Linked DNA regions of Mus musculus: region 1 is linked to region 2. A link is a loop called in an ENCODE intact Hi-C map of the cell type or tissue named here. Cell type or tissue: gastrocnemius. All regions are shown on one strand.

Evidence for each region. Hi-C counts contacts between places; a loop is a spot of excess contacts. Peaks named below come from ENCODE experiments on the same cell type or tissue, not always from the same donor. Only the 100,000 strongest peaks of a DNase experiment are listed, where the experiment ranks them.
Region 1: a loop joins it to region 2, with 7 times the contacts of the local background. A loop is called at or near these places in 6 of 42 quality-filtered maps.

What each region holds. Positions count from the first base shown.
Region 1 is chr11:4,472,296-4,480,295 of GRCm38, forward strand. No RefSeq gene overlaps it. Among named protein-coding and RNA genes, the nearest start is that of Hormad2, 35 kb to the left of the region's middle. In gastrocnemius, no CTCF peak of the experiment used is centred here; DNase peaks (open chromatin) are centred at 3,901 and 4,173.
Region 2 is chr11:6,163,385-6,171,384 of GRCm38, forward strand. All of the region lies in intron 2 of Nudcd3 (NudC domain containing 3), which reads right to left. Among named protein-coding and RNA genes, the nearest start is that of Nudcd3, 33 kb to the right of the region's middle. In gastrocnemius, no CTCF peak of the experiment used is centred here; a DNase peak (open chromatin) is centred at 3,206.

The DNA.
Region 1 (8,000 bases), 1.7 Mb before region 2:
CTAAATTTGTACACTGGCACTGAGACACACCCCTAGCCTAGGTTATGTTTTAAACAAGGTTTGGTGAACCGAGCAGGAATTGGCAGAGGTTTGGCGCCCTGGAAGGCCAGTGAGACCAAGTTCTGTGAATCCTCTCCAGAAGGAGCTGAGACCTCGGGGAAAGGGCTCAGTTTTCCCAAGTTGGTGAGAGGTCTTGTTACTGGGTGAGGTCTTGATGGTACCAGGTGGTACCAGGATTTCCTGTGGCTCCTTCCTCTGTCCCTCGGTCCCTCGAGGCACTCCAGACTGTATTTAAGCAGCCTTCCTTCACTACTGGTAACTGAATGGCAGAGCAGCTGAGACAAGCCTCCACTGTAAGCCATAAAGAAACAATTAGGCACAGTTAATGGCCCATAATTTGTTACTCCTATGTTGTGTTCCCAAGGGTTCCCTCCTAAGTTATTACCCAGGAAGAAACATAAAACTGCACATAAAACAGTGTATTTCACAGAAACAAAGGAAGCATATTTTCGCGCTCCCCACGTCTCCCTGTGATTAAAAGCTCTTCCCAGCTGGAAATGACACAGCATCTCACAGAAGGGAGGGACTGTCACTCACTGGCCCATAGTACTGCACTGTGGACATACCTATAGGGACAACCACCAAAATACATGAGGCCTCTCTCTAAAGGTATCAGGATTTGCAGCGCAGACACAGGGTGGGCCACTGCTCAGTGTAAGGGCCCAGGCACTGCAGAGACTGCCTCTGTGAAGTGCTGCTCCTCTTACAGTGGGCTTCACTATTGGTAGGGCTGCTGCAAACACAAGGGGGAAAGGGTCTGGGAAGATGAGGAGAATGAGCTGGCAAGGGCCACTTCTAAGGAAAGAGGGTGGAACGGTGAACTAGTTATTTTCCGAATGTCTGGGACAAAATACTTGAGAACAGCAACTAAGAAAGTTTGCTTCCACTCTCTGTGCTAGGGTCCAGCCTCCTGTGGTGGAGGCGGCTGTCCTGCTGCACCTGCAGTCAGGAGGCAGAGAGAGAACACTGATGCTCAGCCTATTTTATTCAGTTGGGGAACCCTGCTCACACCTCAGGTAGCCCAGGCAACAAACTTCCTTACAGATGCTCCCAGAGCTCTGTCTCCATGTGATTTCATATCCTGCCAGGGTAACAGGCAATACAAACCACCATAGGCGAGTAAAAACACCTACCAGCACACAGGAGAGACGTGGGGGAGGGTATCCGGGAATGTAAGGATTGCGGCTCGGGCCTCAGAGCAGAGGTTCTAGGCAGAGAATTAATTCCATGTTCATTTTTATTTAACCAACCAGTTTTATTTATTGAAGTAGAATGTATCAAGTTTAAATGAATGCCTTTTTTCCCCCATCCCCTCAAACACACCCTTCCCTTTTCTCTACCTGGGCATATTTTTCTTTCCTTTTAAATTTATTTATCAGCCGGGCATGGTGGCACACGCCTTTAATCCCAGCACTTGGGAGGCAGAGGCAGGCGGATTTCTGAGTTCAAGGCCAGCCTGGTCTACAGAGTGAGTTCCAGGACAGCCAGGGCTGCACAGAGAAACCCTGTCTCGAAAAAACCAAAAAAAAAAAAAAAAAAAAAAAATTTTATCTTACGTGCATCGATGTTTCTCTGCATGTTTGTCTGTGAGGTGTTAGACTTTGGAGTTACAGTTGTGAGCCGCCGTGTGGGTGATGGGAATTGAACCTGAGTCCTCTGGAAGATCAGTCAGTGCTCTTAACAGTTGAACCTTCTCTTCAGCCCCGACCTGGGCATATTTTCAGTAACTGTCCAACGGACTGATCACAGCAGACTGTCACAGCTGGCTGCCATCTTTGATTGACCTCTCCCTTCATCTTCTGCCTTCCAGCATTGGTGTAGACGAGCTCCCATGTGCTCGTCTGCCTGTCTCCTACTGATGGCGATCCCAGGTACAGCCTTTGGATCAGGCGGACTGGCGGTAAAACCCTCAGTCTGCCCTATGTGATGCAGATGATCTCCCGAGACTCCGTTCTTCGTCTGTAACATGGGAATGGTGTCTGTCTTAGTGGGCTGCTGTTTGACAGCAATTGTCTTCCCACATTCCTCTTTCTCTCTTCAGCTCCAGGCCTGAGCGGCACTCACTTCCCGAGAGGCCACTTTCCTGACTGGCTCTCAGTATCCTTCTTTCTCCGCGGTCCCTCAAGAGGGCAAAGATCCAAGCTTGCCAGCCTAATGCGGATCTGACGGAAGCAGAGACTGCTATTGCTGTGTGATTGGCAACTTCAATGCAATCAAAGGTAACTGCTAGATGACCACATCGTATAGATAAGCAGCCATGCCTAGACCTTCTTTCTAAAGGTGCTGGTCCTGAAGTGTGGATCGAGATCCCCCACTTAGGAGACTGGGGACTGGTGGCTCATGCCTGTAATACCAGTACTCAGAAGTGAGTTTAAGGCCAGCATAGTCCGTATATAATAAGTTCCAGGCCATACTGGGCTACAGAGTGATACCTTGTCTCAAACAAACCACAAACTCCCCCTGAAATCCCACACCTAGGTCAGATAAGGTCACTACTTCAGACTTGTCTCTGCTCCACTCAGAATTAGACTCCCCATGGAAGGAATGGAGGAGGTATGAGTCCCTGGTTCACTGATCCAGAGTCATCTGGTACTTAGGCTAACTTCAAACTGATAGCTCCCTATGCTGGCTAGTTTTATGTCAACTTGCCACAAGTTAGAGTCATCAGTGAGGTGGAGCCTTAATTAAGGAAATGCCTCCCTAAGATTTCAAGGTAGGCAGGCCTGAAGGGCATTTTTTAAATTAGTGGTTGATGAAAGGTATAGTTCATTGTGGGTGGTGACAGCACTGGACTGGTGGTCCTGGGTTCTACGAGAAAGCAGGCTGAGCAAGCCATGGGGAGCAAGCCAGTAAGCAGCACCCTCCTTGGCCTCTGCACCAGCTCCTGCCTCCAGGTTCCTGCCCTGCTTGAGTTCCTGCCCTGACTTTCTTTGATGATGAACAGCGAAATGGAAGCATAGGCTGAGTAAATCTTTTCTCTCTGAGTTTCTTTGGTCATGGGGTTTCATCACAGTACAGTAACACTAGCTAAGACACCCTCCAACCCGTTTTCTACACTAAGGCCAGTGTTCTGAGAAGTGTCCAGAGCAGGGCTGTGGAGAGGGGTTGTTACTGTCATCTTTGTGAAACAGAGGCACATCTCCAGAGGCCGATGGATGGTTCTAGGTGTATTGATGCCGTCTACCTCCCTGGCCATGGAGCATCCTCTGCTCTCCAGAAACCCCATCCGGCCCCCGAGATCTGCCCATTCCTACTAGACAACCTTGGTCTTAGTGATGTCTGTTGCCATATTCTGTATCCATTACAGAATACTTTTCCTTCCTCATTTTAAGTTTCTTAAGGATGGGATTGTACAATGCATGCTTTCAAACTCTCAAGATTTTCCAAAACCCACTCGTGCAGTCAAGGACTTGCCAATGGATGTCTTTGCTGTGTCTGGCTCATGTATTCTCTATGCCTTGGTGTGAAGCTGGCATTCTGGATTTTTTACAGAGGCAGGAAGAATTTGGAGAGGAGAGGGGAAAGGAAAGAAGCTAAAGTAGCTTGAGGCACAGCGTGGTGGGAGGGGCTTTGTCACAGACATGCAGTGAGGCTTCGGGAGGCAGGGGGACAGCTGCTTTTAAGATTGGAGCAATACGCTCCCTCACAGTTCAAGCCACAGTTCAAGTTGGACAAGCATTAAGTATCACGGTGATGTTACCAGAGGCCAGACCCTACTTCTCTATCCCTTTTGGGGTTCGGTTCAGCTCTGTGTGCCAAAGGCCAGGCAACAGGAGAAAGGAAACACAAACTGGCTATGAGCCATGCTTCTGCTCTCCCACCAGGAGCACGATGGTCACTGGTCGCTGGCAGTTTGGAGGTGAGGTTGCCAGAGTCCTGGCTGTCCCAGGTAATCTCACCTGGGCTGGCAAGTGAAGCCTCTTATAGAGTCCATCTCTTGGGGACTTCCCAAAGCCAGGGAAGAGCTCACTGCCACTGGCAGAAAGCCTGTCTTAGGCAACACCTCCTCCCACCCCCTCCACCCTTTAGCATTCCCTTGCTCTCTGGGTTTGCAGGTATAGTAAGAGGAGTTGCTAGTGTCTGGAGCTGGCAGGCTAAAGAGACGGGCACAGAGACTGGCATGGTGCTGGCCTCACGCTGCCAACCAAGCAGACTTTGCTAAACATAACCTACTTCCTTACTGGCTCTCAGCAGCCTGATTGAACAAGAGACTGCACAAATCCTCACAGATGAGCAATGAAAGCAGAGGGCAGTGGTCAAAGCTACTTGAACTAAGCAATGTAGGAGTCTAAGCAGTAGGTCCCACATACTGGGTCCCAGTCCCTGGCTTCCAGACAGCTCTTTATAGTCACTAGCAGAATCAGTTGCAAACTAATGAGTTTTGTTTGTTTAAAAGCAGGAACTATATATATTTAGTGAATTTGAGTTCCTTAGAGAAAAAAACCTAGCTTGGAAACTGATTTTTAAATATAGACTGGCCCCATTAGTCCTAGAAGTTACAGAAGTGAGCACAGCGCCCCACAAGGAACCAAACAGTTAGTGATTACTTAATTATTTATTGAAATGTGGACTGTTTCACAGGCAACTTAATGCAACTTGCTTCTGCAAATTCAGTGCATTGCAGTCAGTTGTATGTGTGTGTGTGTTAGTGGGGATTGTATCTAGGACCTTGAGTGTGCTAGCCAAACACCTCAACATGTAACACTGTTACAACAGCGTTATAACTCCATCCCTAAACAAAACAAAACAAACAAAACCAAGCTAGGCTCTAAGTTGTCCACGATAGGCAGGCCATGAACTGGCTATCCTCCTGCCTTGATGAATAGAAGCTGGTATTACACCTATACCACCAAGCAGGCCCAGCGTGTTCATACCAGAATTGCTCTTAAGACCCTCCCCTGTTTTAGGCTCTTTACCATGCCAAGGACATCTTACAGCTGTACTGCTTACTTCAGCTTGCCGCCTGTGTCCTGTCTTCTTCTCCGCCCCATCCCACACCCTCACTGGCTGGACAAGAAATTCGTGGGATGTACTACTGCAGCAGGAGCTGTAGTTAACCTGAGCCTGTCTCCATCTCAATTCACCCTCTGTGAGCGTGGGTGGAAGGAGGACCTGTGAGGGCCTGACTGGAGATGCGTTTTGGCATACATTTTTAACACCTTCGCTGCCATTCCTCACTCGAGAGACCTGTGCTCTGGCACTCCTGCCCAGACTCACACTAGCCTAATTTGACTAGACATTTCCATGGGTTTTCTTCTTTCTCTGAGCTATGCTCCCACAGTCAGTAGGCTGTAGAGCACGGAACACTGTCCAAGCAACTCTCCTCTTGAATACCTTCCTGGCCCAGTGCTCACCACTCGCTGCCACCTGTCTCTGACCCCTATCATAAAGCGGTGGCAGAAACTCCTGGTGTGGGTGATGTACACCAGAGCTAACAGTCCCCAAAGCATGTAGCAGTTCATAGGAAAGTGCTCTCATAGGACAGCCACTGGGCAACGGGGATGCGAAGGAGCCCTTTAGCTCTACATAGGGATAACCAGCTAGGTGCTTCATGAAGGGTGATCAGAATATCAAAGTTAAAGGGGTATAGAGGAAAGCAAGACTGAATATCACAAAACTAATCATGAAGAGCTATGTTACTGTGCAATGCATAATTTTGAGAGCTAAACACCTAAAATATATGTTTTGTGCTAACACTCAGCTTGGAGTTGCACGTCCATCTTGTTAAAGAATACTTGCTTTAACAAAGCCCCGGGTAATGGGGCCAAAGGATATAGGTTTCCGTTAGAAGAGCTCCCGAGCTGCTAGTAATGTAATGAACTGTGTTACTGAGTGAGTATCACTCAGATTTTAAATTTTCTCATTACAAAAAGTGATAATTAACTCAGTTTAGCCACACTACAATGTACATACATTCCCCAAACCATGCACATAATAAACAATGCAATTTTCTTCATTAAGCTAAGGGCTGAGGACCCAGTTCAGCAGCAGAGCACCAGCCTAGCTTATGACCTGGTTCCCTCTCCAGCACTGCAAAACAAGACTAATTTTAAAAGAGAATTTTTTTTTTTTTTGGTCAGTTAAGACTTTGTTTGCGGTGGGTGTTGAAGAAATGATTCAACTGAAGAGTACAGGCTGCTCTGCCAGAGGACACAAGTTCAAGTTTCAGTACTTGAAGGTATCTCACAGTTGTCTGTAACTCTGTTTTGGGGGTCTAATCCCCTTTTCTGGCTTCTGTAGGCACCAGGAATACACATGCAAGCATTTATGCTTAGACAGTAACATAAGTTTAGGGAACTAGAGAGACGACTTGGTGGTTTAGAGCACTGAGTGTTCTTCTAGGAGACCTGGGTTTGACTCCAAGAACCTATATGGTGGTCCACAAATGATTCCTTAACTCCAGTCCCAGGGGATCTGAAGCCCTCTTCAGACTTCTGCAGGCACCAGGCATACATGTGGTACAGTCATACATGCAGGTAAAATACATATATACACTATATTAAAATATGCCTGAGTGTATATGTATATATATGCACTGTAGTTTTGAAGTGCTCAATGATGCCAGAAGGCAGAGCTCTATCCTCTGGAACCGAGTTACCGACAATGGCGAGCCACCATTTGGGTGCTAAAAACTGAACTCAGATCCTCTGAAAGAGCAGCCAGTGCTCTTAATCACTGAGCCATCTCTCAAGCCCTCTGATTCTTGCTTGTAAATATAATTTTTATCCTTTGATACTTCATATATGTGTATGTATTTTAATATTACCCTTTTTTTCTCCTAAATCCACCCAGATCCACCTCAACTCTCCCAATTCATACTCTCCCTTCCCAGTTTCATAGCCCAGCTCTCGCGCTTTCCCTCCCCTCTCCATTCTCTCATATAACTCAGAGTTCAATTTGTGTTGCTCATATAAGCACTGGTGTGTTGCCACGCATTGGAGCATGATCAGACTCCAAAGGAGCACAGCCCTGAACAAAGCTGGCTGCCCCTCTGCTCTACTGCCCCCATCCACGTCAAAGGCTCTCAATAAGGCTTGAAGTGATACAGTGTCAAGACAGGATTCCCAGTCTATCTTTTTCATGTTGTTCCTATATGTGGGTACTCCTGCCTTGCTCCCATGTGGAGGCACAATGGTTAGTTCTCTCAATCTACCATGTAGGTTCTGGGGGGATCAAGCTTAGCTTGTCATGCTTATTAACAAGTTCTTACCAGCGGAGGCATTTTGGTGGTCTCGTAAGTACGTGTGTATATGTGTGTGAACTTGTTGACTCAGGTTACTGATGTTAAGAAATGTCCCAACACTGAGCTACCCCTAGCCTGATTGCTCAGTCTTCTAGGAAGCAAGTGTTCCTGGTCAGAGAGCCGGGACTTGAGGACTCGTGCACTAGGGAGCAGCAAGGGTCCAGTACAGGGGCAGCGTCAGGTCTGGGAGCATCAGTGCAGGTGCGCTGTAAGGACAAGAAAGCCAGACGGGTGGGGGTTGGCCCCTGGGGCCTTAAGAACCAGTGAAGGAATGGCATGGGAGTTGGCCTTCTAGGAAAACGAAGGGCAGGAAGACAAGAAGCTCTTCTGGAGGAAGAGGCTTTAAGAACTTGCTTTTCAGGCCTTAGGACCAGGGGAAGGAGCCAAGTGCAACTGGAAGTAGGACCCCACGCCATCTGGTTGATGCTGTCTGTCACTTATCTCTGCATCCGATCCTTGAAGTGGTGAGGCTCCTGACAGAAAAGCCAGCAGTGAGGCTTTGTGGCACTGTATTTACCAAGACTGGGCTGACAGAATGGTGCAGATGACAAAAGTGCTTGTCACCAGGCATGACAATTTTGATCCCCAAATCACATATGGAAAGAGCAAACTGAATGCTAGATTGTCCTCTGATTGCCACACATGTGCCATGTCACAAACAACACATGCACCTAGGCACATAATGAATGACTAAATC
Region 2 (8,000 bases):
TAAGACACAGTCCAAGATCGACATATCCTGAGTCTACATTCTACATCAGCGCAATTATACAGACCTACTCTCCACAACCGACACCACACATCTGAAGCCCTGCTTCCATTAAGTAGATAAACTAGAGGCATTGTCCACTTGTTACTCTATTCTACCAGGCTCGTGCCAGAATAACAGAAAAGTATCTGTAGGTCTTTCTCTTTAAAAAATATGTCACTCTTTTCAGAAGAAATCACAATGAAGTCTGGCTGGGATCTGAGCTTGGGCAAGGGGGGATGGTAAAAGCCTCACAGAGAAGAAAGGTCAAAGGATGATACAATCACCTGAAGAACCCCATGGCATAAGGACAACTAACCTGAAGGACTGAAAACAAGGAAAAGTCGGACTGTAGCAAAACTGTGTGGCCTCAGTCTCTTAAGAGTAGATGTGTTCTCCAAGAGAAGAGTGCAGCAAGAAGGAAGACGAAGGCTGGCTACACATCACCCACAGCACCCACGCTCGAGGGTGGGAAGAAGACAACGCTGAGGAAGGCGGAAAAGTCACTGCTGGTGGGAGAGGCTGAGTGCACAGAGCCAAGCACACACGTTAACAAGAGCCGACAGCGTCAAAATCGCAAGAACAGAGGAAAGCCACTGACGACTGAGGAGATGGCTCAGTTCATAGAGTGCTTGCCATACAGAGAGGAGGACCCGAGCTCAAATGCCTGAGGTGTACTGGCCAGCCAGTGACAATCCTGTCTCAAACAGTAAAGTGAAGTTAGTCAGAAGTCTCAATATGCACATGTGTTTGTTCTCTCTCTCTCTCTTTCTCTCTCTCTCTCTCTCTCTCTCTCTCTCTCTCTCTCTCTCTCATAAAGTAATTTGAAAAGTTTTTAAAGGGCATATGCTCTCACATCAAGAAACATAAGCATGGCTTGTGAGAGAATCACTTAAAATAAAAACACAGAGAAACAGAGAAACACAGGAAGTAAAAGTGATTAATAACCATGGCGGGGACAGACAGGAGAAGGCATGGGGTGTGGGAGACTGACCATACAGACACACTAAAAGCAAGGAGATGGCAAAGGGGACATTGAAAAGGTCAGAGGAAAACATGAATGGAAGCTATGGGCTTAAGTCATTCATGCTTAGTCAGGGATGGTCCCTAGGTTCAATAGACTCCTTTTAACCAACAATGCTGCCACACCTGGATATCTACATACAGAAAGCGATGTACTCCTAGCAACATCCTGAATCACATTCTAATTAACTCAAATTAGAAGTCAAACTATAAAATCTAATTGACCAAATTAGAAGTCAAACTATAAAATTTTTTAAAATATTTCTGCTGGGTAAAGATTAGATGTGGCAACAAGAAAAATGCAATCCATAAAAGAAGAAAGTGCCATTCTATACCCCATCAAAAGTGTTCTGTTTGGGCCTGAGTTTGGCTAAGAGGTTACGGGAAGTAGGGGCTGCTCTTCCAGAGGACCCAGGTTTGATTCGAAGCACCCACACCGCAGCTCACAACCACCCGTAAGTCTAGTTCCAGGGGATCCAACACCCTCTTCTGGCCACCATGGTCACCAAGCATGCACTTGATGCACGGACATGCATGAAGGCAAAACATGCATGGACATAAAATAAAAAAATAAAGCCTTCTAATTTTCTAAAGTCAATGTGGTGGCTGGGGTATAGCATGTTTCACACGTACCAGATCTTGGGTTTGAGCCCCACCTCTCCCAGCCTTAAATACAAACAGCAACTTTAAAAGATCAAAAAGACAATTCAAAGACTGAAGAACTATCTGCGGGTTACATATCTAATAAAGCATACAGGAACTCTCAAAACTTACTAAAAAAATGAACAACTCAATTTTTAAAATTAGGCAAGTGATCTGAAGTGACACTTCACCAAAGAAGGCAGAAAAAACTGTACCATCTTTGCTTATTAGGGAAATGCAAGTCAAACCACATGACATGCCAGCATACACTTACGAGAAAAGTCTAAAATTAAAAAAAAAAAAAAGAGCATCAAATGTTGATCAGGATGAGGAAGCACTGCATCTCCGACACACAGTGGGCTGTGCGGGCAGTAACACAGCACAAGGTAGCAAAGGCTATGGACAAAAGCCTTTATTCCTGGATTGTAACAAAGTGTGTGTGTCCCCGCTGGAACTTACAGACAAATGTTCCGTGGCAGCTTCTTTTGTAACAGGCAAGCAAACAGCACTGTGTTAGTCAAACTTCCCCCACTTTAGACAAACAATGTAAGAGGAGATAGTTATTTTGGCTTCTGGTTGCAGAGGATTTACACAGTTCATACCTGGCAACCTGTATTGTTTCTGGCATGGTTGAAGGCTTGGTAAGGCACAACTACTCACCTCATGGCAGCCAAGACACAAGTGTGTCAGAAAGGAACCCTGATATCTCCAAAAGCAATCCCAGAGATCCACTTCCTCTAGTGAGGCCTCATCTTCCAGTCCCACCACCTACCACAGACTGCTCACATTGCCAGTCCATCAATAGATTTAGGTCAAAGCTCCATGGAAACGTACTGGTAGATATACCTACTAGCTGGTTTCACTACTCTTCTAGGTGGCTTTCAATCCAAACAAGCTTACAAGATCAAGATCAGCCATCGCAAAAAATGGGGCTGCTCTTGCCTAGGGCCTCAGTCGGGTTCTGACTTAACTCCAGCTCCAGGGAAGTTGGTGGACTTTTATGGTGTTCATAGGCATTTCACCTGTTCCTAGAATGAGGCCACAGCCCTCCATAGATTTGTGGCCATCAGTCACATAAGGGCAACGCACCAAGCCCCTCCACATGTAGAGGACGTGACAGATTATATAGGCTCAAGACAGATCTCCATTTGGAATGAAGTAGCTAAAGACTTGGAGACTTAGCCAATAAGCTTTCCTTCCCAGACACTCCTCCCTGCAAAAGGTATTGAACCTCAGACCCGCCCTGAGAAGTGGGGCATGGTTTTACTCATCCACTTTCTGCCATGACAATAAAGGCCTTAAAACCATGGACTGCCACTTTTCATCGGGATCCGCCATAGGGAGCTGTGGAGGCCTTTGCCTGTAGAGCCACTGTCTGATCTCCAGTAGACGGCCTCTCTTCGATCAGCCTTGGCCACCACCGAGAACTCCCACTGCGGGACCAGCCAAAGCTCCTCCCTTTCCCCTCTTGGCTCTGGGTCAGATCTAGCCCACAGGCCCCCACTCCATTCTCAGCTCTTCCGATGCTTCCAGCGATGCCTGCGTGTCCAAGAGCCTGAAAATCAGACAGGCTGGCCTCCTTGCAGGCCTGGGGACTCCCGAGCCAGCTCCGGCTGTCCTGTGCCTCAGACTGTGTTTCCTCACCCCCAAAGTGAAGCGCAGTTGACTTACAGTGTCCCACCTCCCTGATCAGCTGAGCCCTGTGGCGGAGCAGATGCGGGACCCCATTAACGCTACATACACATAAAACAAAATACAGCTCAGGGATGAAAAGCATTGCTACTCTTTCCAAGAAACTGAGTCTGGCTCCCAGCCACATGGCATCTTTCAACTGTCTGTAATTCCATCTTTTGTCCTCCTCAGCCACTAGGCACTCATGTGTTGAACATAACATGCATGTAAGCAAACACTGCCATACATAAAAATAAATAAATGAAAGTAATAAAATAGAGAAAAGATTATCCATCACGAACTTAAATACCTATAAGTAGATTAATGGGGGGAAAGACAAAATAAAAACAAATGAATTATTGATATCTATCTATATGTGTGTATGTACATCTGTATGGGAGTATCTATGCATGTGCACACATGTATACACACACACACACACACACACACACACACACACACACACACACACACACAGAGTTGAGAGTTGATTCTCAAAATTATATTGAAAGAAATCAGACAGCCAGGCAGTGGTGGCACACATCTTTAATCCCAGCACTTTGGAGGCTGGTCTACAGAGTGAGTTCCAGGACAGCCAGGGCTACACAGAGAAACCCTGTCTCGAAAAAAAACAAAAAACAAAACAAAAGAAATCAGACTGTGGAGCTCAGCTGATAAGAGTGCTTACCTAGCATGAAGGATGAGGTTTGATCCCCAGGACCATAGAACCCTGGGTGTGACGGCACTATAGTCTCAGCACTTAGTGGGTGGAAGTAGGTAGATCAGGAACCATATAACCCTGGGTGTGACGGCACTATGTCTCAGCACTTAGTGGGTGGAAGTAGATCAGGAAGTTCAAAGTCATCCCTGACTACTTGAGTTTGAGGCCAGTCAGGAATACAAGAGACCTTGTCTCCAAATCCAAACAACAGGACACGCCCCTCACCACCCCCTGCCACCACACCACCACCAAAAAAAAAAAAAAAGGTAAATAAATGTAAGTGCACCACTTACAACAGCTGAGGATGGAAGCACCCAAATGGTCAATGACTAGAACTGTGGTCTACCCATACAACAAAATCTGATTTGGCATTAAAAGTAAAGAAAATTCTATTATCTAGACGAATCTTAAGGGTAGTAGACTAAGTAAGCAATCTAGTCACAAAAGGATGAATACTCCATGACGTACCCAGAAGGGTCAATTCCTAAAGACAGACAGTAGGATGAGAGGTTTCTAGGGTTACAGGAAGAGAGATGGGGAACTGTGTCTTAGTAGATACACAGAGAAATGGAAAGAATTCTGGAACCAGCACAACGTGAATTAATTTAACATCACTGAACAGTTCATTTAAGTGAATTCAAATAGTAAATGTGATGTATATCTTGCCACATTATGTGCAGCACACATTTGCCCGATGACCTCAGAGGTCAGAAAAGGGTATTGGATCCCTTGGAACTGAAGAGCCCATGTGGGTGTGGGAAGCAAACTCGGGTCTTCTCTAAAAAGACCTAGAAAGTACTCCTGACTACTGAGCCTTCTCACCAACCCTCTTAGAATTTTTAAACCATTCTGATGGAGCTGGGGGAGGATGACGTCTCAATATACAATGGAAGCTTCTGCTTTACCTCCCGAGTTCTGGGATTACACACCTGGACCAGTACATCTGGCATTAATAGTTACTTTGAAATGTATTCTACATAATTCTAGAATATAAATATAAACTAAGCTTCATGAGAGAGAACAGATCAAGTGCAGCCCAAGGGGAAGTTTCAAGACAGGCCTGCCAGAGAGAGAACGTCAGAAAGCATCATGGACATGGCCAACTCATCAAGTCACATCCCAAAGCAGGCAGCTGAGTGTGTAAGGAAGCAGCCGGTGTGATGTGCACATCTGTAATGCCTGCTCCTGGGAGGTCAGAGCAGGAAGAACTGGGGTTCAAGGCTATCCTCAGGTACACAACAAGCTGAAGAGACAGCCTGGGCTTTGACCATGTCTGAGAGAAGAGGAGAAAAGTAGAAGAGAGGGAAGTATCCTCTTCTGAGGAGGGCTCAGTTGAATAGAAAATGGACAAAGAGAACGAACAGGAAGACGAAAGGAAGTCACAGTGATCGCTGATAGCTGATGCGAGCTACCCAGAGAAAGAACAAACATTTCGTACCTTCAGCACAACCCTACAACAGAATCAAAGCACACTATGGAGGAGAAAAGGTTTAAAGGAAAGCATAATGGATGAAGACGGCACTGCCAACCCTGTGCTGTGCTGTGGAGTGGATCAGAACCAGGGTCAAGGAAGCCTTCAAAGGGCAGGGTTAAGAAGCCCCTTGAACAAAGAAAAAGGGCTCCCTGACTCAGGTAAATTCCAAGAGCAGGATATATAGAGGGAGAATGCACAGCATTCCACAAGTCCAACAGACTGCTTCAAGTCAGGACAGCTCCATACAAGTGTCTTCCTGGAACAACATGAAACCCAGGAGACAACAAAGCCCAGCAGCAGCCTGCACCAGGCAGGAACTTGTAGTTCTGTCTCTGTGCCTCCTTCCCTAAATGGTTGTGGGAAACAGCAAGCGTCATTCATTTGCTGAGAAAGATCTAACTTAACACAGGTCAGAAGGAGCCAGTGGAACACAGGGCTGGCAGAGCAACAAGAACAGCCACCTGGCTGCTGACTACAATGAGGAAGAAGGGATAGAGACAGGGCTGCGGGCACATTGACCATGACTGTCCATTCAATGACTCACTCCTCTAGAACAGTGCTTTAAAGACCTCTCACTCTCACTTCCTCTACCTTTGTTACTCTGAGCATCTCTGAGGAAAACCAGCTGTGATAGATAGTTCAGAGACATTCCATTCCTATTCCAAAAGGCCACTTACTCTTATAGATGCACATTATGGCTCTGTGCAATAGTGAAACTGATGCAAGAGAGGACTTTCTAAATGAACAAAATCTATAGAATCCTGACGATTTCACTAAGTTGTTCTAATGAATTCCTGGCTAGGCATGGGTGCTCTGCGCTTATATTTCCAGCATTCAGGAAGAATATTGTGAGTCAAAGCCAGTCTGACGAGAGCCATATATCCGCACACACGTGTGCACAAACAGATTTTTTTTAAATGACTTAAATTATTGTCCCTAAAACCACAGCCATGGAAGGCATCAGAGATCTGGAGAAGTCTTAAGAAAGTCTCAGTCTGCCGGGCAATAGTGGCGCATGCCTTTAATCCCAGCACTTGGGAGGCAGAGAGAGGAGGATTTTGAGTTCGAGGCCAGTCCGATCTACAGAGTGAGTTTCAGGATAGCCAGAGCTATACAGAGAAACCCTGTCTCAAAAAAAACAAAACAAACAAAAGGCCTCAGTCACTGACTTCCCAGAGTCTGGAGGAGGATGGGGTAATGACAGAGTTCAGTGGGAGCAGGCTGGCCTTGGGTATGGATTCCTTGCCTGATGGGAGAACAGATGCAAAAGTTAATCCTTCCTCAACAAGGGGACCAAGTAAGAGAGCAAGACTTAGAATCTGGGGAAAGCACTTCACTGTTGTGCTCTTTGTAAGGTTCTGGGAAGGGACTTTTACATTAAAGGCATAATACAGCAAGCAGAGTGTGGTGGGTATAATGTAATCCTAGACGAAAGGAGGCAAAGTATTTAAGGCCAGTCTGGGCCCAATGGGTCCCAGAAAGGTGGGAGAACCTCCACATGCATGTCATGACACACAACCATAATCAAATATGCACATGCCTGCACACATGCATGCATGCACACTTGTGCATATATGCATGCATTCATACACGCATGTGCACACAGAGTAAAAATATAATTTAAAAAAATTAAGAAGATGGTTCAGTGGTCAAAACCTGCTGCTCTTGCAGAGGACCTGAGTTCAATTTCCAGCACTCATATCAGGCCGCTCACAACCATCTATACCTTTAGCTCCAGAAGACCTGATCTGATGCTCTCTACTGACCTTCCCAGGCACCCGCACCTAGGCGGCATATACTCATGGAGACACACACACAAATCAGTATTAAGGGGGGAAAAAATAAAGATTCCATTTGTGAGGCCAGGGAGATGGCTGGACAGGTAAGGTAAAGGACCTTTCAGCCAAGAGCCGATCCCTCCACCCCATATGGTTCGAGTGAGCTGACACCTCTCTCTGGATTGTCCTCTGACTTCAACATATTTGCCATGACATATGCCACATTCAGTGACTGAAGGAAAGAAAATTTTCTGAAGTCTAACATAAAGTAAGTTCTTTAAGAGAAGACAGCAAATCAACTAGAAGAAAATCAGTGAATAAGAATATATGTATGTTTTGCCTGGTATTTATAATTATTGTATCAATTTTGAAGAAGAGGACCTTATAAGTTACTCTTTTTCGAGATGAATGCTTTTCAAAATCATCACAGGCAAGGAACCAGAATCTTACCCTCACCTAACATCTGTGCCACCCTCCAAGCAGAACCATTGTTCATTGAAACAGTTGATGAATGACTTCATGGATAGACCATCTTAATACACACACCATTTCTTAAATGACTGCAACCTGTTCCCTGCGGCCTGAGAATGATGACGATCACTCAAGGCAAACAGCTTTGACCATAGCAGGAAATCTGTATCCAAATAATCGTGCC